Regions from separate parts of the Homo sapiens genome. Here region 2 is linked to region 1. Evidence: read pairs that join two places in POLR2A ChIA-PET (ENCODE). Cell type or tissue: PC-3. All regions are shown on one strand. Each heading gives the region's core, and the rest is flanking DNA. Links, peaks and the distances in the headings are about the cores only. Region 1 overlaps LPAR1 (lysophosphatidic acid receptor 1). Region 2 overlaps SVEP1 (sushi, von Willebrand factor type A, EGF and pentraxin domain containing 1).

The links. Peaks named below come from ENCODE experiments on the same cell type or tissue, not always from the same donor. Only the 100,000 strongest peaks of a DNase experiment are listed, where the experiment ranks them.
Region 2: POLR2A ChIA-PET joins it to region 1 with 15 read pairs; 1 of 35 experiments calls an interaction of 5 or more read pairs at or near these places.

What each region holds. Positions count from the first base shown.
Region 1 is chr9:110,945,669-110,955,727 of GRCh38, reverse strand. All of the region lies in intron 4 of LPAR1 (lysophosphatidic acid receptor 1), which reads left to right. Among named protein-coding and RNA genes, the nearest start is that of LPAR1, 88 kb to the left of the region's middle. RefSeq lists an enhancer at 2,428-2,927 and a silencer at 2,962-3,011. In PC-3, for the core only: no CTCF peak of the experiment used is centred there; no DNase peak of the experiment used is centred there; H3K27ac peaks cover 4,842 bases.
Region 2 is chr9:110,532,807-110,542,865 of GRCh38, reverse strand. All of the region lies in intron 3 of SVEP1 (sushi, von Willebrand factor type A, EGF and pentraxin domain containing 1), which reads left to right. LOC124902331 (U6 spliceosomal RNA) reads left to right here and starts at 3,068; the gene lies at 3,068-3,176. In PC-3, for the core only: no CTCF peak of the experiment used is centred there; a DNase peak (open chromatin) is centred at 5,845; H3K27ac peaks cover 1,959 bases.

The sequences.
Region 1 (10,059 bases), core at 2,344-7,343:
TTTTTTTTTTCTATTGTGGTCTGAGGAGATAATTGGTATGATTTTTATTTAAATTTGTTGAGACTTTTTTATGTGGTCTATTCTGGGAACTGTTCCATGTGCTGATACAAAGAATGTATATTCTATAGCAGTTGGATGAAATGTTCTCTAAATGTCTATTAGGTCCATTTTTGTGTAAAGTGTAGTTTAAATCCAATGTTTATTTGTTAATTTTTTTCCCAATGCTGAGAGTGGGGTGTTGAGGTCACCAACCATTATTGTATTGGAATCTGTCTCTTCCTTTAGGTCTAATAATATTATACATCTAGTTGTTTCTGTGTTTGGTGTATATGTTTAGAATTGTTACATCTTCCTGGATTGATTCCTTTATCGTTATGTAATGACCCTCTTTATCTCTTTTTACTGTTTTAATTTAAAGTCCATTTTATCTGACATGTGTATAGGTACTTGTGTTCATTCTTGGTTTTCATTTGCATGGAATATCTTTTTCTGTCTTTTTACTTTCAGTCTACATGTTTCTTCACAGATGAGATGAGTTTCTTGTGGGTAACAGTATAGTTGGATCACGTTTTTAAATCCATTCAGCCAGGCTGTATCTTTTAAGTGGAAAGTTTAATCTGTTTACATTCTTGGTTGTTATTGATATGTGAGGGATTATTCCTGTCATTTTGTTAATTGATTTTTGGTTGTTTCATGTATCCTTTTTCCTTTCTTTCTTACTGTTTATCATTGTGGTTTTGTGGTTTTCTTTAGTGGTAACATATGAATTCTTTCTCTTCCTCATTTGTGTGTTTGCTCTACCAGTGGGTTTTACACTTTTGTATGTTTTCATGATGGTAGAAATTATCCTGTCACTTCCAAGTGTAGGACTCCCTGAAGCATTTCTTGTAGGTATGGTCTAGTGGTAATTCCCTCAGCTTTTGCTTGTTTGGGAAATACATTATTTATTCTACATTTATGAAGGATAACTTTGCTGGGTATAGTATCTTTACTGGCAGTTTTTTTTGTTTGTTTGTTTGTTTGTTTTTTTCCTCCTTCAGCACTTCGAATGAATGTGTCATCCCATCCCATTCTCTCCTGGCCTGTACAATTTCTCCTGACAAATCTGTTAGTCTGATGAGGGTTCCCTTATAAGTGACTTGATGCTTTTTGTTTTTCTTGAGGTTTTTATAATTCTCTGTTTGTCCTTGACTTTTGATAGTTTGATTATTATGTGCTGGAGAAGACCTTTTTGGGTTGTATCTGTTTGGGGATCCCTGAGCCTCCTATATCTGGATGTCTAATTCTCTTGCTAGACTTGGGAAATTTTCAGCTGTTATTTTGTTAAATAGGTCTTCTTTCCCTTTCATTTTTCTCTTTGCCTTCTGGAACATGTAAAATTCAAATATTTGATCAGTATATTGTGTCCAATATGTCACATAGGCTTTGTTCATTCTTTTTTTATCCTTTTGTTTCTCTTTTGGTCTGCCTGGGTTATGTCAAAAGACCTGTCTTCAAATTCTGAAATTGTTCTCCTTGATCTTGTCTGTTGTCTGTTGTTGAAGCTTTTTGAATGTATTTTGTATTTCTTTCAGTGAATTCTTTAGTACCAAGATTTCTGTTTGGTTCTTTTTAATGATATCTGTCTCTGCTAAATTTCTCATTTATATCCTGAATTGCTTTTCTGATTTCTTTTTATTGTTTAATCTGAATTCTCTTATAATTCACTATTTTTTAAAATATTATTATTTTGAATTCTTTGTCCTGGATTTCATAAGTTTCTTTTTCATTCAAGTCTATTGCTGAAGAATTATTGTGCTCTTTTGAAGGTGTCATAGTTCCTTGCTTTTTTGTGTTTCTTTTGTTCGCATGTTGATAATTTGCACATCTGATATAAAATTTTCTTATTCCAGTTTTGGGAATTTACTTTCATAGGGGAGGATGTTTTCCTGAAGATGTATCTATGGTGTTGGTTGTGTAGGTCACTTTGGCTTTGATTCTGAGTATGTGAAGTAGTGTAGTCTCCATATAATTTCTTTGGCTGTAAATGCATCAGTAGTGTCTGTAATTTTTTTTTTTTTTTTTGAGACCAAGTTTCACTCTTGTTGCCCAGGCTGGAGTGACATGGCACGATCTTGGCTCACCACAACCTCTGCCTCCTGGGTTCAAGCCATTCTTCTGCCTCAGCCTCCCAAGTAGTTGGGATTACAGGCATGTGCCACCATGCCCGGCTAATTTTGTATTTTTAGTAGAGTTGGGGTTTCTCCATGTTGATCAGGCTGGTCTTGAACTTCCGACCTCAGGTGATCTGTCCACCTCGGCCTCCCAAAGTGCTGGGATTACAGGCATGAGCCACTACGCCCGGACTATGTGTCTGTAATTCTTTAAGTGGCTTTGGGTGTGGTTGGTTGTGGAGGCTGTGGCAAAGGTTTGCTGGGGCCGGGGATGTCAGATGGGTCAGTCCTGAGCCTCAGTAGTGGCAGTTGCAGGCTGAGCATGCCTGTTCTTGGTGTATGCTGGTACCAGTGTAAGAGGTCCAGGCAGGCTGATTCTTGAGCCTCCAGGCTTGCCTGAGTGGGCCAGGCATGTGGGTAGGTCCTTAGGTCCCTCTGAGTGTCAGGTGTGGTGTGGGAGATAGCAGTATTAGTGATGGGGCAACCCTGTGGGATCCAGGTGGTCCATACTGTGTTGACAGTGGCTGCAACAGGCTGGGAGGGCCAGTCGCCAGGCCTGCAGTTGGCACATACGTCTGTGTGCCAACTGAGGTGATAGTGGCAGTTTGGGTGAGCCCATCCTGAGATCCCCAGGAAGTGTGCTCAGGTGCCAGTGGTGGTGGTTGGGGCAGGGTGATCCCAAGGCCCCTGGATGGCATGCTTGAGCACTGGAGGTAGACAGTGGAGCTGGGCCAGGTGGACGTGTCCTCAGGCTCCCAAGTGCTGGTGCTAGCTGTGGTAGGCAGGGGCGGGGTGATCCTCAGTTCTGCAGTGGAATGCTTGGTGGGGGTGGCAATGGCTGTGCTGTGGTCCTACTGCTGGGGAGGGCGGGGTTGCTTTCAGTGGCAGCAACCACAGACAGGTGGTTGGAGAGCACATGCTTCAGCCCCAGGTAGCAGCTATAAGCAGAGTAGCCTTTCCTCAGGGCACTTTTAAGTGTGTTGTAGCCCTGCTATCGTGGGCAGCAGAGTTGCTGCCAATGGCAGTCAGCTGTGGTGGTAGATGTAAGCAGAGGGTGTCAGTGTAGCTTCAGATATGTGGAGAGAGGAGGGTCTTGGGCCCCTTGGGTAGATGCAGTTTGGTGGGGGCTGGGTTCTCAAAGTGGTGCTTTGCTGTAGCTGCTTAGGACTAGAGGGTGAGGGGGAAGGTGGGAATTGGCATGAGCTCTGTCTCTGGAGTAACGCTGTTGCATGGTCTCCAGGCAGCTCCCTACATCAGTTTCAGGGCCCTTTTGGGTTGAGGGGCTCTCCTGTGGCTAGGATTGGAGTCTGGTGGGATTGTGGACCACTGGAGGTCACTTCCCCTTTCCCTACATCGAAGAGCTGTTCCAGGCTTCTCGCCAGTCCCAGAACAGCAGGCTGCCTTGCTTCCCTCTTCTTCCTTGCCTTAGGTGTTTCCTGTCACTTCTCTGTTGAATTCTAGTACTCTTTTTTAGGTGGTCTGTTTAAAGTGTGACTATCTACTTGCTATTTCTGTTCTTTGTGGAGGAGGTGAGTACCAGATGCCTCTAGTCAGCCGTCTTGGCTTCTGCAAGTTTTTAATATTCACAAGAATAATGTACTGCATGCATCCTTGTGCAAATTGCTTTAGTCATTAGCATATTTAAAGCTATACTTTGTTTATTTTAACTGCTTTATATCTTTCTGGTAATATTGTGATTTATTCCTTCACCAGTTGATAAATATTTGTGTTGCTTTTGATATTTTAAAAGAGTGGCAATTGGAATTCATGTGTCTCTCGTTAGGCACATGTGTGATTTTTTTTTTAAACTAGGGTTAGAATCTTTTGATCTAGTGTATGAACATGTTCATAGTTAGTAGTTTTTGCCAAACTGTTTTTCAAAGCTATTGTACTAAATTTTACTTTCACTAGCACTGTAGGACTGACCTCACTGACTCTTGACATTTTCCAACTTGGTAATTTTTGCCAACCTGATGGAAATAAATTGGATCTCACTGCAGTTTGTAATTAATTCTCTGATTCCCTGTAAATGTAATTTTCTTTTCTTGTGATTATTGGCTCTTAAGGTTTTCTCTTCTGTGAATTGCCTATCCACATCGGTGCCCCTTTTTCTGTTGGATTGTTTGTCTTTTCCCTTTTTGACTTGTAAGAAGTCTTTACATTTCACTGTAGAGAAAGTCTTTCTTATGTGTGTTTCTAAAGTTTCTACTAATTTAGTTTTTCTTTTCACTCATTAGATTTTGCAGCACAGAAGTCTTAAAATTTTGATTAGTCAAGTTTTATCGATGCTTTTTGGTCATATTTAGAAATATTCCCCTCTTCAGAGCTTATAAATATATTTTTTCATTTTCTTCTTAAAATTATATTTTATTATATGTGTATTTTCATATTGCCTGAAACGGATTTCTGTGTTTAAAATAAATATTCAGTTTTTAAGTATTATTACATGAATGAACAGATACGTCATTTTCTCAATTGATGGGTAAAATCATATCTCTCATATCAAGTTATAATATGTGTGTTTCAGGCTCTTTATTCTGTTCCATTGGGCTATCCATGTATTTCTATGCCAATATCACAATGTCCTAACTACCATCACTTTAAAATGTAGTATTCAATAACGCATCTAGTTATTAGTTTTCTAGTTGTCTTGGGTATTGTTGTTCTTTTGTGCTTTCATATCAATGTTCAGGGAGTCTGTCAAGTTCCATGAGAAACCCTTTTGGGATTTTAATTTTATCATGTTAAATTTATATATTGATACTGGGAAAATTGACATCTTTACATCTCTATTCACAAAAATATTTTATTTCTTCATTTATTTAGGTTTGCTTGTATGCTTTTGTAAAGTCAGACTTATTCCTAGATACGTTAGAGCTCTTGTTACTGTAAATGTGTTCTTTCTTGAAATAATAACTAGAATTTTTTTTTCTGGTATTTTTATAGGAGCAGTTGATTCATATGGCTTGATGATTAATTCAGAAAATTTGTTAAACTCTCTTAATACAGTTTGTTTATAGGTGTCTTGCATTTTCTGTGTAACTGATTATATTATGTGTGGTTAAAAATAAGGTTTTTTAAAAATTTCCAGTTTTTTTTTTTTTTTTTTTTAGACAGAGTCTTACTGTGTCACCCAGGCTGGAATGCAGTGATGCTATCTCCGCTCACTGCAACCTCCGCCTCCCAGGTTCAAGCAATTCTCATGCCTCAGCCTCCCAAATAGCTGGGATTACAGGCATGTACCACTATGCCCAGCTAAATTTCGTATTTTTATTATAGTAGAGATGGGATTTTGCCATGCTGTCCAGACTGGTCTCAAATTCCTGGCCTCAAGTGAGCCACCTGCCTCAGCCCTTCACAGTGCTGGGATTACAGGCATCAACCACCACGCCTGTCCTTGTTTCTGTTTGAAAGTGAATGCTTAAATATGACATTCATGTCATATTTAAATATGATATGAATGTTTTGAAAGTGAATGCTTAAATATGACAATTAGTGTACATGTTTGATAGCTACTTTTCAATAAGTTAGGGAAATTAATTATCTTCTAATTATAGATTGTCAGAATATCATGAAAGTGTATTAAAAATTGCCAAGCACATTTTCCATGTCTTTTGAGATGATCATTGGCTTTTTTTCTCTCTTTCAATTTGTTAGAGTGGTTAATTATGTAACCACATTTTTTAAATGTTAAATCATCTTTGCATTCTGGAGGAAACCCTATTTAGTCGTAAGAAATTGATATACATACAACCCATTTAGTCATATATACACACACCCCATCTTCTGTGTGTTTGTGTGTATCTTGAAGATACATATTTGATTTACTTGCATTTTATTTAGAAACTCTCATTTATGGTCTTAAATTAGATTAACTCATAATTCATGTTGTTCTTACTCTCCTTGTTTGTTCTTGTAAGATGATTCTACTGGCTTCTTATGGGGTAACCAAATAAACTGGGAAAATAAGTAATAGCAAGTAATTTTAGGTAGGCTTCAGAACAAATGGAAGTAGAATGTTGAGCCACAGTAACATGTAAGATGGGAGTGGAGGCACTGGAGAGAAAACATATCAAGGGAAGAGGATTACCTTCAGACTTCTAGTCAAGTGTGCATGTTAAAATATTAAGACTAAGCATTAAAGAATAGAAACAATGTATAACTCTTGAACCAATAGAAGTGGAAAAGGGAGAATGCAGTCAGTTCCGTTTTGTCTTTAATCATTTATTATCTGACATTCTTGGGTCTAATCCTGCTGTGAACTGTTCTGGGGATTCTCACATGTGGCATCCTCCTGTGTTTTTTTCCTTTTGGAAGATGAGTTTATATTCAGTGAGGCTGGTTTGAGAGAATCCCGTGTGGCTGGCTGTGTTGAGGTCTCGTCCTCCAGAGAAGTTTGGTGTTTGCTAGTGTTAGGCGGTGAGTGGGAGGAGCATGGGGATATCACCAACTCAGGACCTTGGTTTGTGTTAATTTCTTCTCCTGAGGGTTCTCAGACTTGACAGGTAGTCTAAGTTCAAATCCCAGCCTTGTGTGATTTATGGGACTAGAGTCATGATTTCTTAAGGGACTCTTTATTTATTTTCCAATCTGGAGCCTGAGCTTGACAAAACTTCCTTGTTCTTCCCAGTGCAAGTAGGGATATCTTTTTTTTTTTTTTTCTTGATCTACACACTTACCAATACGAAGATCTTAGAGACTGCTAGCTTGGTGGGTGGGTCTCAATTCCAACTCACTGCCTCAGTCAAGCCCAAGGGCTCATCTTCTGTTTCCCAATAGTATTAAAGCCCTGTCCTCATGATCTCTGACAATCTGCTGCCTGGACAGCCTTTCACCTTGGTTTAAGTTCCCTCTTAGCTTAGCAGTGCATCTAAGGACTATTTATTATACTTTATCCAGCACATCTTAGTGTTTTTAGTGAATTTTTCCATTCCTTCCTCTTAGGACTGACACAGAATTCTCTTTGGAAATTTGACAAGTATGATGATGTGTACCTTTTCTCAGCATGGTAGACAATGGGCTATAATAGATAAAAAGTACTTTTATTAACTTACAATTTATGTGTTGCACAGTTTCTTTTTGCATATGTGTATATCACATTGATATACATTATTATTTTATAAGAAGTAGCATTTTATGTACTTTTTCAGATAAACCTCCTAAAATTTACTAGTTGCATATTCTTCAGCGATTTTAAGTATTCTAGTTTAAAATCATTTTTAGTGGATATCAGTATTGTTTTGTGGCCCATTTTCTAGTTATTGTGACAAAACATCTCACTTTTTAAAATGTCCAATTTGAAGCTCTAAGAAGGGTGAGGACTTTTTTCTTGTTAATAGAGACTTAATGGAATTTAATTAAATTCTATGCTGTCTCTTTTCTAATCTTTTTTGGAGAAAGAAAATAGGCCTGATTATTTTGAATTTAAGAATAAGAATTTAAAAAGTCTTAGAGGTCATCCTTACCTTAATTTACAAATGAGACAATTGAGATTCAGAACAGTTTTGGAACTTATTGAAAAACAAATTAGCTAGTTGAAAATGAGAATCAGAAAGAGATCTGCTAAACCAAAGCTACAAATCAGGCCCCCGCCCCGGCTCACTCTATTGTATTTTAACAGAAGTGGAGGAAGTAAGTTGGTTTGATTTGATTTATATCTTATTACTAGTTCTTTATCAGCATAGATTACAGTCTCCCTTAGAGTATCTCAGTAGAGTACATATTTACATTCATATCTAAATACTAAATCACATTGGTGTAATTACTAGCATGTGAGTTTATGCCAACTGTTCCTTCTTCCTCTTGGCCAATGAGTATGTAATTGTCTTTCAAGAGATGGAAGAACACATCAGATGTACTGTGAGTGGCTCCATGCCAGGCACTTGGGTGCATCAGTCGTACTCCTAGAAGGCATAATGCAGTGCCATGCCCAACCTGGTATCCTATAAACGTTCAAGAATGTGTGCATGGATGAATGAATTGCATGGTGAAGGTAAACAACATATGTGACTCTTTAGCGTTTAGGCTTGACAGATTTGTTATAACTTATTTTGAGATCACACAATAAGGTGAGGTAAATTTCTGAGATTTGTAACATCTACTCTATAGAGCAGCCAGTGAGATCACTTCCCTCGAACCCTATCATCCTAAGACAAAATAATTGATGGGTGAGAAAAGGGCATGAATATGAACTTCTCTTTTCAGTTTTGAGGACAACTGAATTTGGGAATAATGCTATCTTATTTATGTTTTTGTTTCTTGGGCAGGGTGAAATTCTATAACTTCGTATTACAGAGAAGTTTCTAATTATGGTGATTTGGATTTTATAATGAGCTTTTTGGAAAAGTACTTATTGGACTTTGTATGAGTGTATTTTTGTTCTTCCCAAAATTTCTTGCAATAAATATGAGCTACTTTCTAAAGATGAAAAAATCATCTATAATCTCACCTACATAAATTTTACAAAATTGTCATTCTATGTATTGCTTATGCTTTCCTCCTATTTTGCACTCTGTTTTTCTCCAGTAATACAAAAAGTTGCCATTCTGCTTTAGTGTATTATTCAGTTCAGTGGTTTTTGAATCAGCATATTTAACTTTATTTTTGAAAACTTGTCACATTTAAATCATCTCATTTTTACTTGAGTAATAAGAGAAAATTAATATGTTTACATTCTGCTTCCCCATTTCAAGTTTTTATCTATACAGTAAGTAATTTTAATCCCAGATTATTATTAAATTGCTATTTTATTAATAGGTATAGCTTCTTTCAATAATTATTTTTGATATTTGCTTTAAGTTTTATAACCCTATGAAGAACAATTATTTAGAATCATGTTCTGTGGGTTTTAATGCTTGCTGCCAGGGTCTTGTATTTATTGTGTGTGTGTGTGTGTATTTATTTTTTTCTTTTCTCAAGAGTTAAATACTATATACACTTTCTCTACGAAGGAAGTGTAGATGAAATGTAGATGGCATTCTTTCTGAATACTCACATTTCTGTGACTGTTCTTTATTGTCCTCGTATGAAAACATCAATGTAATTGGCTATGTATCTCAAAAAATTTCTCTGTATAATGGGTCTGTTCTGATTCTCTCTGTCTTTAGATATTTGACTTGTTATTTTTTTTCTCTAAACTCTTACAATTTTTCTTTACCATTGAGATCCCAAAATCTCATCAAGATACACCTACATTTTAGTTGCTTTTAATTAACTTTGTTTTGTAATCTACATAAATTTAAATCACTAATCTGAGACCTTTCTTTTTAGGCAATTACTTGTCTTCTGTTTGGAGCTGTGTTTTTCAGGTTCCTTCTAATCTTTCTTGGACCCCTGGTGCATCTTGAATTTTTTTCCTATATGTGCCTTCTTTTCTTTTGTTCTTGTCATCTCTGACTCTTTTCTGAGTGTTGGGTGAATTTCCTTAGTCTTCTACCTGCCATTTCAGTTTTCTGGAATTTTTATACTTCCTTTCATTACCTGCATTGCCATTTTTAATACAGAAATTGTTTTTCAGTTTGTTCTGATAGGCACAATAATGGCTTCCAAAGATATCCATTACTTAATCCTCAGAGCCTGTGGCTACTACCTTGCATAGAGAAAGGGACTTTTCAGATGTGTTTCAGTTAAAGATGTTGAGATGGGGAGTTTCTCCTAGATTTTTGGGTGGGCTCAGTGTAATCACAGGGGTCATCAAATGTGGTAGAGTGAGAAAGAAGATTGAGTGTCAGTCATGTGAGAAAGACCTGACTAGTCATTACTAGCTTTTGAAGATGACAGGTAGCCATGAGCCAAGAGATGTGGGCAGCCTCTAGAAGTTGGAAAAGACAAGGAAACGGATTCTCCCCTAGAGCTCCTGGAAAGAAACAGAGCTTTGCCTTCCCGGTGATTTTAGTCCTGTGAGACC
Region 2 (10,059 bases), core at 3,341-8,340, 410 kb after region 1:
TCACATTAAGTATATCTCCTAATGCTATCCCTCCCCCCTCCCCAAAAGAAGACATTTGTGCAGCCAACAGACACATGAAAAAATGCTCATCATCAGTGAGCCCCTTTAAAATCCATTTGGTAAATAAATGTTGAGGATGTTCTCCACACCAAGCCCACTGCTAGGTATGAGGTAGGTATTCAATAGTGAGCAGACAGATATGGTCACTACCTTCTTGGGACTTACAGTCTAACTGCAAAAATCAGTTTGTAATTGCCAACAATGTTATGTGTTATTAAATTTTATTTTTAAATGTCCATAGTATGAAGAACACACAACACAGAAGTTTCAAGTTAGACAGACAGCTGAGATCTGAAGGATGACTAGACGATAGCTGTTTTATTACTTAAGGAGAGGATGTTAAATTTCATTCTGAATAGTTGGAATTCTGAGTATTTATCCTCACTGCAGAAACAATGCCTTTCAGAAGGAAATCATTCCCTTTTAGATCCAGAAGTAACCCTAGAGATTATCTGCTCTAAACCCCTCATTCTACAAGAGGAAATTGAGGCCTCAGGAAAGATGAGTATGTTGCTCAAGATAACATACCCAAACATCAGCAGAACCCCGGGAAGAACCCCAGACACTTTTCTCTAAGTCCTATATTATTTCCAAGATATCACACTGCTGTCTTCCCCCATGTTTGAAAATAACATCTTATATACATTGCTTCTCAGAGACAACAGACACTGAACTGTGTTCAAAATGTTTCGCAACACAGAAAGAGCTGGCTTAAATTCAGCCTCTGCCAATTACAAACTGCATGGCTATGAGCAACTTAATTTCTTCTGTTCTGAGTTTTTTCTGTAAAATGGGCTTAAATTATAGTATAATTTTATACATATCTACATGCATATATATGCATGTCTATGTACATAGATATGTATAAATGTAATATGTAGATATCTATGTATATAGATATATATAGATATCTATGTATATAGATATATATAGATATCTATGTATATAGATATATATAGATATCTATGTATATAGATATATATAGATATCTATGTATATAGATATATATAGATATCTATGTATATAGATATATATAGATATCTATGTATATAGATGTATGTAGATATGTATATAGATTGCATGTGTGTATGTGTATGCAAAACTAGTTGGGTTAATAGAGAATATACTTAGAATACATAAGATGGTATGTGGCACATCAATTCTCAACCAGGGGCGGATTTTATTATTAACGATTATTTTGAGATAATATAATTGTCATGAGAAAGCTAATGAATGAGCATTAAGATAATTACTTCAAGTATGAAGTGACAACCGTATATCTTATGAATTCTACTGTTCTAGGCTAGACTAGGGGTATTATCCTGTGCATTCACCAGTGCATGCTGGCGCACAGGCCTTGCACCTAGTAAAGAGCCCTTGCACCTACTAAAGGTGGAATACACTTTTAATCTGATGAGTATCCAGTGAAAAGCAAGACTATTAGATGGGAGAAAGCAGAGGAATAATGTGCCATTGAATGTTGAAGAAAGCAGATGTTATTAAGCTTCAGGTCAATGACAAGTTTAAAAACAATAATAATAAAACAGACAAAAAGTAGAGGTTGTTTACCTTGATTAGGATAAGGACAGATGCTGAGATGAGTTATATTTGTTAGTTTCATAGACAAGTAGAATATTAGAAATGCCCATAAGGGTTTTTCCTCATCATTCGTTCGGAAGATGAGGAAATCCCATCCCATCATCATGTAGTAAATTTGTGGCAGAGCTGAAGTAGAATTAAGGTATTCCAATTCCCAGGCCAAGGCTATCTCACAGGTACCCTTGAGACCAAAGATAGCTGACCATCATGATATTACTGTGGTCTTCTCTTTCTTCCTCGTTGTTGTGGGAGATTGGTGGTCTGGGTTAATTGAGTCTTCAAACAATGACCTCTCAAATCTGTAGCCAAGGCGGTGGCTTCCCTTGAAATGAACGCCACTGTCACAGTAAGCAGCTACTTCATGGACAAGATCCTGATGCACAAAAATATTGTAATAATTGTAGATCTGTTCCATGTCATGAAAATCCTAACTTGAATACCAGTCTTTGTTAGAGGTATTTGTTAGAAATCACTGACAAGTAATAGTCTGTCAAAGAGTTCAGTTTTATAGCATATGATATGTTTGAACTGGTTTATAATTTCCCTTGACTCAAAACTTCAATGAATTAGTTTCAAGTTAATCATGTGCTTTTAGCTAGTGGTCTTGTCGTTCTTGTTCTTTTCTCTTGATGTTACATTACTCCTTAAGAAACCAGAAATGGAGAAAAACAGGAATACCCAGATATCAATACTTTTCTTGTGGTAAATCAATCAATGTTTTACAAAAGCATTGGTATTTTGCTGTTGTTGTTGTTGTTTTTTTAAAAAACCCTACATAACTCTGTTTCATTTACTGCAAATATTTTGGATGACTCAGGAATGTAGGTCTGGTATTTTAACACCACATAATTAGATTTAGAGGATGGAGAAAATATTATTCTGGGTTTAGTTATTAAATTTCAGCTAAGGGAACAGTATTGCAAAACTGTGGATCTAATGAAAAGAAGGTGTTACTTACATTTCCACCTCTGTTACTAGTATGACTGTCTTCATCCTTTACCTTTCACCTAGGCATTTGGATAGTGAGAATGATGATGATGATAATGATAATGATGATGGTGATGAGAGCAATAACTGATAATAATAACAATAGTAGCTAATATTAAATAGTGCTTACTATGTACCAGACCATTTTCTAAGCATTGTTTATATTAACTCGTAATCTTTACAATAACTCTCTGGAGCATTTTCTCATTTTATAGATAAGGAAACTAAAAGTCTGAGAACTTAAGCAATTTGTCCAGGGTCACACAGCTAATAGAGCTGGGATATGAGCTCGAGTTTTCTGGCTGCACAGTCTATAGTCTAGCCACTTTGGTCACAGAACATTTAAAAATTAATTTCAATTTTTATTATTCTATGGGATAGAAATTTAACAAACAGACTCACAATTAAGAATATAATTTTTGTGCTTGCTTTGGCAGCATATATACTAAAATCGGAGTGTTACAGAGAAAATTAGCATGGCCCCTCTGTGCAAGGGTGACTAGCAAATTCATGAAGCATTTCTTATTTAAATATACATATATATATGTAATGTACATATATTATACATATATATGTAACACATACATATATGTGTATATATATACTTTAAAAATCTGTTAAGTATTAGTTTGTCCCTTATAATATTATCAATATTTATTATCAATATTTGATCATTTTAAACTTACAAAGTAGCATCTTCATATTGTTCAACCTAATACTCAGAAGGAAAAGAACAGAATGAGTTATATAAAATTCAAATCTGGTCATACTGTACTCTGTTTAATGTTTTCGAATTATGACCCACTCATACAATAAAGTTCAGGCACCTTCACATGGTATAAAGGCTTAGCATGACTTGACCTCTCCTTTATTCTTTGAGCTGAAAGCTCGAACTAATTCTAGTTTTCTGCAGCTCGTATGCTATTTCATTCCTTGGATCTTTATTCATGCATTTTCTGGCTCCCTTTCCCATCACACCTAACTATTGTCTTTGTTCCTCCTTCATAAGTGTTGCTAACAGGCAGTGACTTTCTAATTCGTTTGGTATCCCCACTGCTTGTCTTCAGAGCCTATAGTAAGTAAGTGCTCAAGAAAAAGGATGTCAGTAAGAAGTAAACTTTAATACCAGAATTTTAAGTGGAACAGAACTCATTGCTGAAATCTTAGGCAATTGCAAGATTTTCATGTTTGCCTTGAGCACCACAGGATTCCTAGCACAAAGGTACTAGGTAAGAAATTCTTAAAATGCTTTTAATTTATTTAAAACCAAAATATTTACATTTGATTAACCTTTGCCAACAACAAATCAAATCCTAGATTAGTCATTTTAAGATGGATAGATCATCAAATCACATTGAGAGTAGTCAGTGAACTCTGGTCGTAAATCCAAGCAGTTGCAGCTGTTCTGAATTTCCCCGGAGGGATTTGAGAGACACAAAGTATAGAGACAACAGGCATCTTGAGGACAGTGCTCTTTTGCAGAGATTGACTATATTTCAATGAGTTAGGCATGATTAGCAGATTGAACATTATAGCTGGATAGAGGCCAAGGCTGAAGGCCAGATAACTTGAGCCAAAGCTCCAGCTATATTATTTTCATAAAAGGAGGAAACACTATCGAAATAGAAACACTGGAATATTTATTTGGGAGTATCTTATTATACGTGTAAATATATGCACACAAATCTCCACTCCTACCCTGCACACATACACACTTTCCTGTCTAAATATTATATCATTTCTTTGGAAAGAGAGAGGACAAAGAGCTCTAGAAATTCTTGAATGAAAACCAAAACATTTGGAAATCTTGTTCTGTAAGCAGAGCTTGGCTGATTTCTTTTCCCCAAAAATATCCTCAGTGGTATGTAATAATGGATTTGTAAGGTATAAGGAATTTATACAATGTATTCCCATTTGCTTTTTATGAAGGAATATCGCTAGCATGTTGACACTGGTTCCATCAACTTAAGCTGGAGAATTTGTAACTGTTGCCTAAATCAGGCTAGTTTGTTCCATTTCTATTGAATGAGGTAGGTATTCAGCCCTGATAGTGCATTTTCCAGTCTATCATGATTGTAACACACATAAAATTAGACTATTGGTGTGAAGCATCACAAACCCCCAAAGTCAGTGTGTTGTGTTCCTTAGAAATACTCAAAAAATATATACAGTTGCCAAGAATTCTCAAGATAAGGATTGTGATCAATATCTGCTTATTGTTATAAGATCTTATCTTTCTCTTCTTCCTTTCCCTAGCCCCATTATAAGAGACTCTCTCCAATAAAAATGATACGTGAACAAAGGGAAAACATTTAACATCTACTAACTGAATCATGATCTTCAAACACTTGCTCATGTAACCCCTAAAAAAAAAAATGGAAAATTTACAAATCCCTCGTTGATTTTTAAATGGCCATCTAAATTTTTTTGGCAGGACTTTAAAAGATGGTAATTCATAATACTGTATTGACATTTTAAAATAAAATTATTGTATCAGTTTCAAATATACCTACTAAAATCTAAATATTATAGCAAATGTTTTGAGTATCCATTTGTTAACAAGCACCCTTTTCATTACAGAAATTTTGCTGGCTTCTTATTTTCTTAGTCCTCTTCTATTCTACTTCCACTACATAATTCTATTCTAATGTAACATATTTTTTTCCAAAGCCTTCTGTTGATCACAGAATTGTACTTCTCCACTACAAAAATTGTGGATAAAAATTGAAATTAATTTTTAAATGTTCTGTGACCAAAGGTGCTACTAGACTGAGTTATTATCACAATTGCTGTTTGTATATAATTTGTCATGCATGTTATACATTTTGATACTTTCTCACACATAAAAATACTATTGAAAATTCACTTCTTAATAAGATGCATTGTTAATTAGTTCATGTATCCATGGATTTTTATTATTCATTGTTAGGTTAAGAGAGCATACAACATCAATTTTATTTCCTTTTTTCACTTTTATGGATTTTAGTGCTGAAAACCTTCTTCATATAAATATGTACATGGGACTTGAATAAGTTGTGTTAAATTGATGTCACTCAATTCTTGGAGTTCCTCCTGAGTTGCATGCCAAAAATAACATCGGTTATCTATCATCAAAAAAGTATCGTAAATGAGTTATTAGCTTACAAGTCCCTTAGGTCCTTTACATCTTTATTGAAATTGAAGAATTTGAAACATTTTGACGTACAAAAGGAGTTGTTACACAATCATCGCAATCATTCACTTTCTCAATTTCTGGGATGCCCTCCAAAAAGACTTTACTAGGACTGTTAAATGACTATCTGTTAGTTTTAGTTATGCAAGATGAATAAGTTCTGGAGATATGCTGTAAAACAGTGCCTGTAGTTAAGAAAAACTTCTTATAAAATGAGTTAAGGAGGATACCTAATGTAAATGACGAGTTAATGGGTGCAGCACACCAACATGGCACATGTATACATATGTAACAAACCTACACGTTATGCACATGTACCCTAGAACTTAAAGTATAATAAAAAAAAGAAAAGCTTCTTAAAGACCCTGCTTATTATTTCTTGATTAAAGAAGGGTTTCCAAATGTCAAGATTTTGAATCATGCTAAAGATTTTTCACCTCGGGGCAATGTACCCTAGTAAAATTTGAAGGGGTGAGAAGTTCACATTTCTTTTGAAAAATGAAATGCAATTGTGAAAAGGTGCCATAGACACTTTCTCCAGCATACTAATTTAGTTATATATGTATGTTGAGGTTCTGGAAATTGGTTCTTTTAAAATGATGCATGTGACATTCACATGCCACTTGCAAAGTCTTTGCCTTACATACATTTCTCATTTGCAGAAGAGGAAACAGTTTTGAATAATTTAAGTAGTTTTTCTAATGTCATTCAACTATAAAGAGGTAGAGTTCACTGTGACCAAGTAGGCTTCATCCCTGGGATGCAAGGTTGGTTCAACATAAGCAAATCAATAAATGTGACGCATCACATAAGCAGAATTAAAGACAAAAACCACATGATTATCTCAATAGATGCAGAAATGGCTTTTGATGAAATTCAACATTCCTTTATGTTAAAAACTCTTAATAAACTTGATATTGAAGAAGCATACCTCAAACTAATAAGAGCCATCTGTGACAGATCCACAGCCAGCATCATACTGAATGAGGACAATACTTGAAAACTGGCTTAAGACAAGGATGCTTTCTCTCACCACTCCTATTAAACATAGTATTGGAAGTCCTGGCCAGGGCATTCAGGCAACAGAAAGAAATAAAGGACATTCAAATAGGAAGAGAGGAAGTCAAACTATCTCAATTTGCAGAAGACATGATTCCATATCTAGAAAACCCTATAGTCGCTGTCCAAAAACTCATTCAGCTGATAAACAACTCCAGCAAAGTTTCAGAATATAAAATCAATGTACAAAAAAACCAGGAATGTAATTTCATTCACAATTGCCACAAAAAGAATAAAATACCTAGGAATACAGCTAACCAGGGAGGTGAAAGATCTCTACAATGAGAATGACAACACACTGCTCAAAGAAATCAGAGATGACACAAACAAATGGGAAAACCTTCCATGCTCATGGGTAGGAAGAATCAGTATTACTATGGCCATACCTCCCAAAGCAATTTACAGATTCAATGCTATTCCTATCAAACTACCAATAACATTCATGACAGAACTAGAAAATACAATTTTAAGTTCAAACCAAAAAAGACCCAGAATAGCCAAGACAATCCTAAGAAAAAAGAAAAAAGGTGGACGCATCATGTTACTCAACTTCAAACTATACTATGGGCCTACAGTAACCAAAATAGCATGGTACTGGTACAAAAACAGACACATAGACCAATGGAACAGAATAGACAGCCCAGAAATAAGGTCACACACCTACAACCATCTGATCTTTGACAAAATGGACAAAAACAAGATATGGGGAAAGGACTCCTTTTTCAATAAATTGTGCTGGGATAACTGGCTAGCCATATGCAGAAGATTGAAACAGAATCCCTTTCTTATACCATATAAAAAATCAACTCAAGAAGGATTAAAGACTTAAATGTAAAACCCAAAACTATAAAAACCCTGGAAGACAACCTAGACAATACCATTCTGGACATAGGAATGGGCAAAGGTTTTATGACAAGACACCAAAAGCAATTTCAACAAAAGCAAAAACTGTCAAATGGAATCTAGTAAAACTTAAGAGCTTCTACACAGCAAAGGAAACTATCAACAGACTAAACAGACAGCCTACAGAATGAGAGAAAATATTTGCAAATGCTGCATCTGACAAAGGCCTAATATCCAGCACCTATAAGGAACTTAAACAAATTTACAAGAAAAAAAGCAACCCCATTAAAACATGGGCAAAGGACATGAACAGACCGTTTTCAAAGGCATACACGCACCCAATGAGCATATGAAAAAATGCTCAATACCACTGATCATTAGAGAAATGCAAATCAAACCACAGTGAGATACTACCTCATACTAGTCAGAATAGATATTATTAAAATGTCAAAAACAACAGATACTGATGAGATTGCTGAGAAAAGGGAACACTTACACACTGTGGGTGGAAATGTAAATTAGTTCAACCATTGTGGAAAGCAGTGTGATGATTCCTCAAAGAGCTAAAAATAGAACTACCACTGGACCCAGCAATCCTGTTACTGGGCACATACCCAACGGAATATAAATCAGTCTACCATAAAGACACATGCATGCAAATGTTTATTGCAGCGCTATTCATAATAACAACAACGTGGAGTTAACATAAATGCCCATCAATGACATTGGATAAAGAAAATGTGGTGCATGTACACCATGGAATACTATGCAGCCATGAAAAGGAATGAGATCATGTCCTTTGCAGGAACATAGATGGAGTTGGAAGCCATTATCCTGAGCAAACTAACACAGGAACAGAAAACCAAACACCACATGTTCTTACTTGTAAGTGGGAGCTAAATGATGAGACGTCATGAAGACAAAGAAGGAAACAATAGAAACTGGGGCCTACTTGAGGGTGGAGGGTATGGGGAATGAGAGGATCAGAAAAAATAACTATTGGGTACTAGGCTCAGTACCTGGGTGATGAAATAACCTGTATAATAAACCCCCATGATGTGAGTTTACCTATATAACAAACCTGCACATGTACCCCTGAATCTAAAGTAAAAGTTTAAAAAAGTGGTGGACTTAGCCTGCAGACCCAGATCTCTGACCCTAGAGTTCATGCTGTTACTTGCAATTCATCCATAGCACTCATTGCTCAGTCATTATCCATCAAAGAAATGATCCAGAAATATTTTGCTGCTATTTCCAGGTTATATTTTCAATAAACAGTTGCTTCTAAATTGTAGCTTAGTATTCCCAGTGTTTGGTTCCACAGGGCCTGCATGGGGTTATTGTTCACTAAATGTTACATGATTAGCCAAGTTTAGATGATGGCCAATGTTAGCAATTTGAAAATGATAGCCCAAGCTAGAGGAAATCGGGCTATGCTTGTTCAAATTGCCCATCATTCCAAACTCGTTGAAAACATGGTGTGCCTTATAGTGTGCTAAGTGCTGGGGATGCCAAAATACACACACACGTGTGCGTGCACACACACACACAGACACACAGAGATAGTAACCCCGGGTATCCACAATAGATTGGTTTGAGGATAGTAAAATTCAAGGATGCTCAGTTCCCTTACATGTGGTTTGTGAATGATTCAGTCATTATGCAACTGTGTGCTCATATCATGTATAGTTATTGATACCAGTTAGTGGGATGAATCCTGATTCTGTCACCTACTGTGTTTTTCTGGGCAGTTTTTCATCTCTATGACATGAGTTTCCTAGTCTATGAAATGTGGTTAATAATAGTAGGCTCGTGAGAAACATTAAATAAGATGTGAATAAAAGCTTGCTAAAGGGCCAGGCATGTAGTAAGTGCTGATTGGCATAAATTACTGTGCTCCATCAGTGGTAGTTCTCTACAGCAGGAGTTCCCAACCTCTGGGCCATGGACCGGTACTGATCTGTGGCCTGTTAGGAACAGGGCTGCATAGCAGGAGGTGAGCGGCAGGTGAGCAAGCCTTACCGCCTGAGCTCTGCCTCCTGTCAGATCAGCGGCAGCATTAGATTCTCATAGGAGAGTGAACCCTATTGTGAACTGCACATGTGAGGCATCTAGTTTGCATGCTGCTTATGAGAATCTAATGCCAAATGATCTGAAGTGGAACAGTTTCATCCTGAAACCATCCCGTACCCTAGTCAGTGGAAAAATTATCTTCCATGAAACCAGTCCCTGGTACCAAAAATGTTGGGGATTGTTGCTCTACAGGAAGCAATTTTGCCCCCTCCCCAGGGGACATTCGGCAAAGTTTCTGGAGGAAACTTTGGTTGTCATAGCTGGAA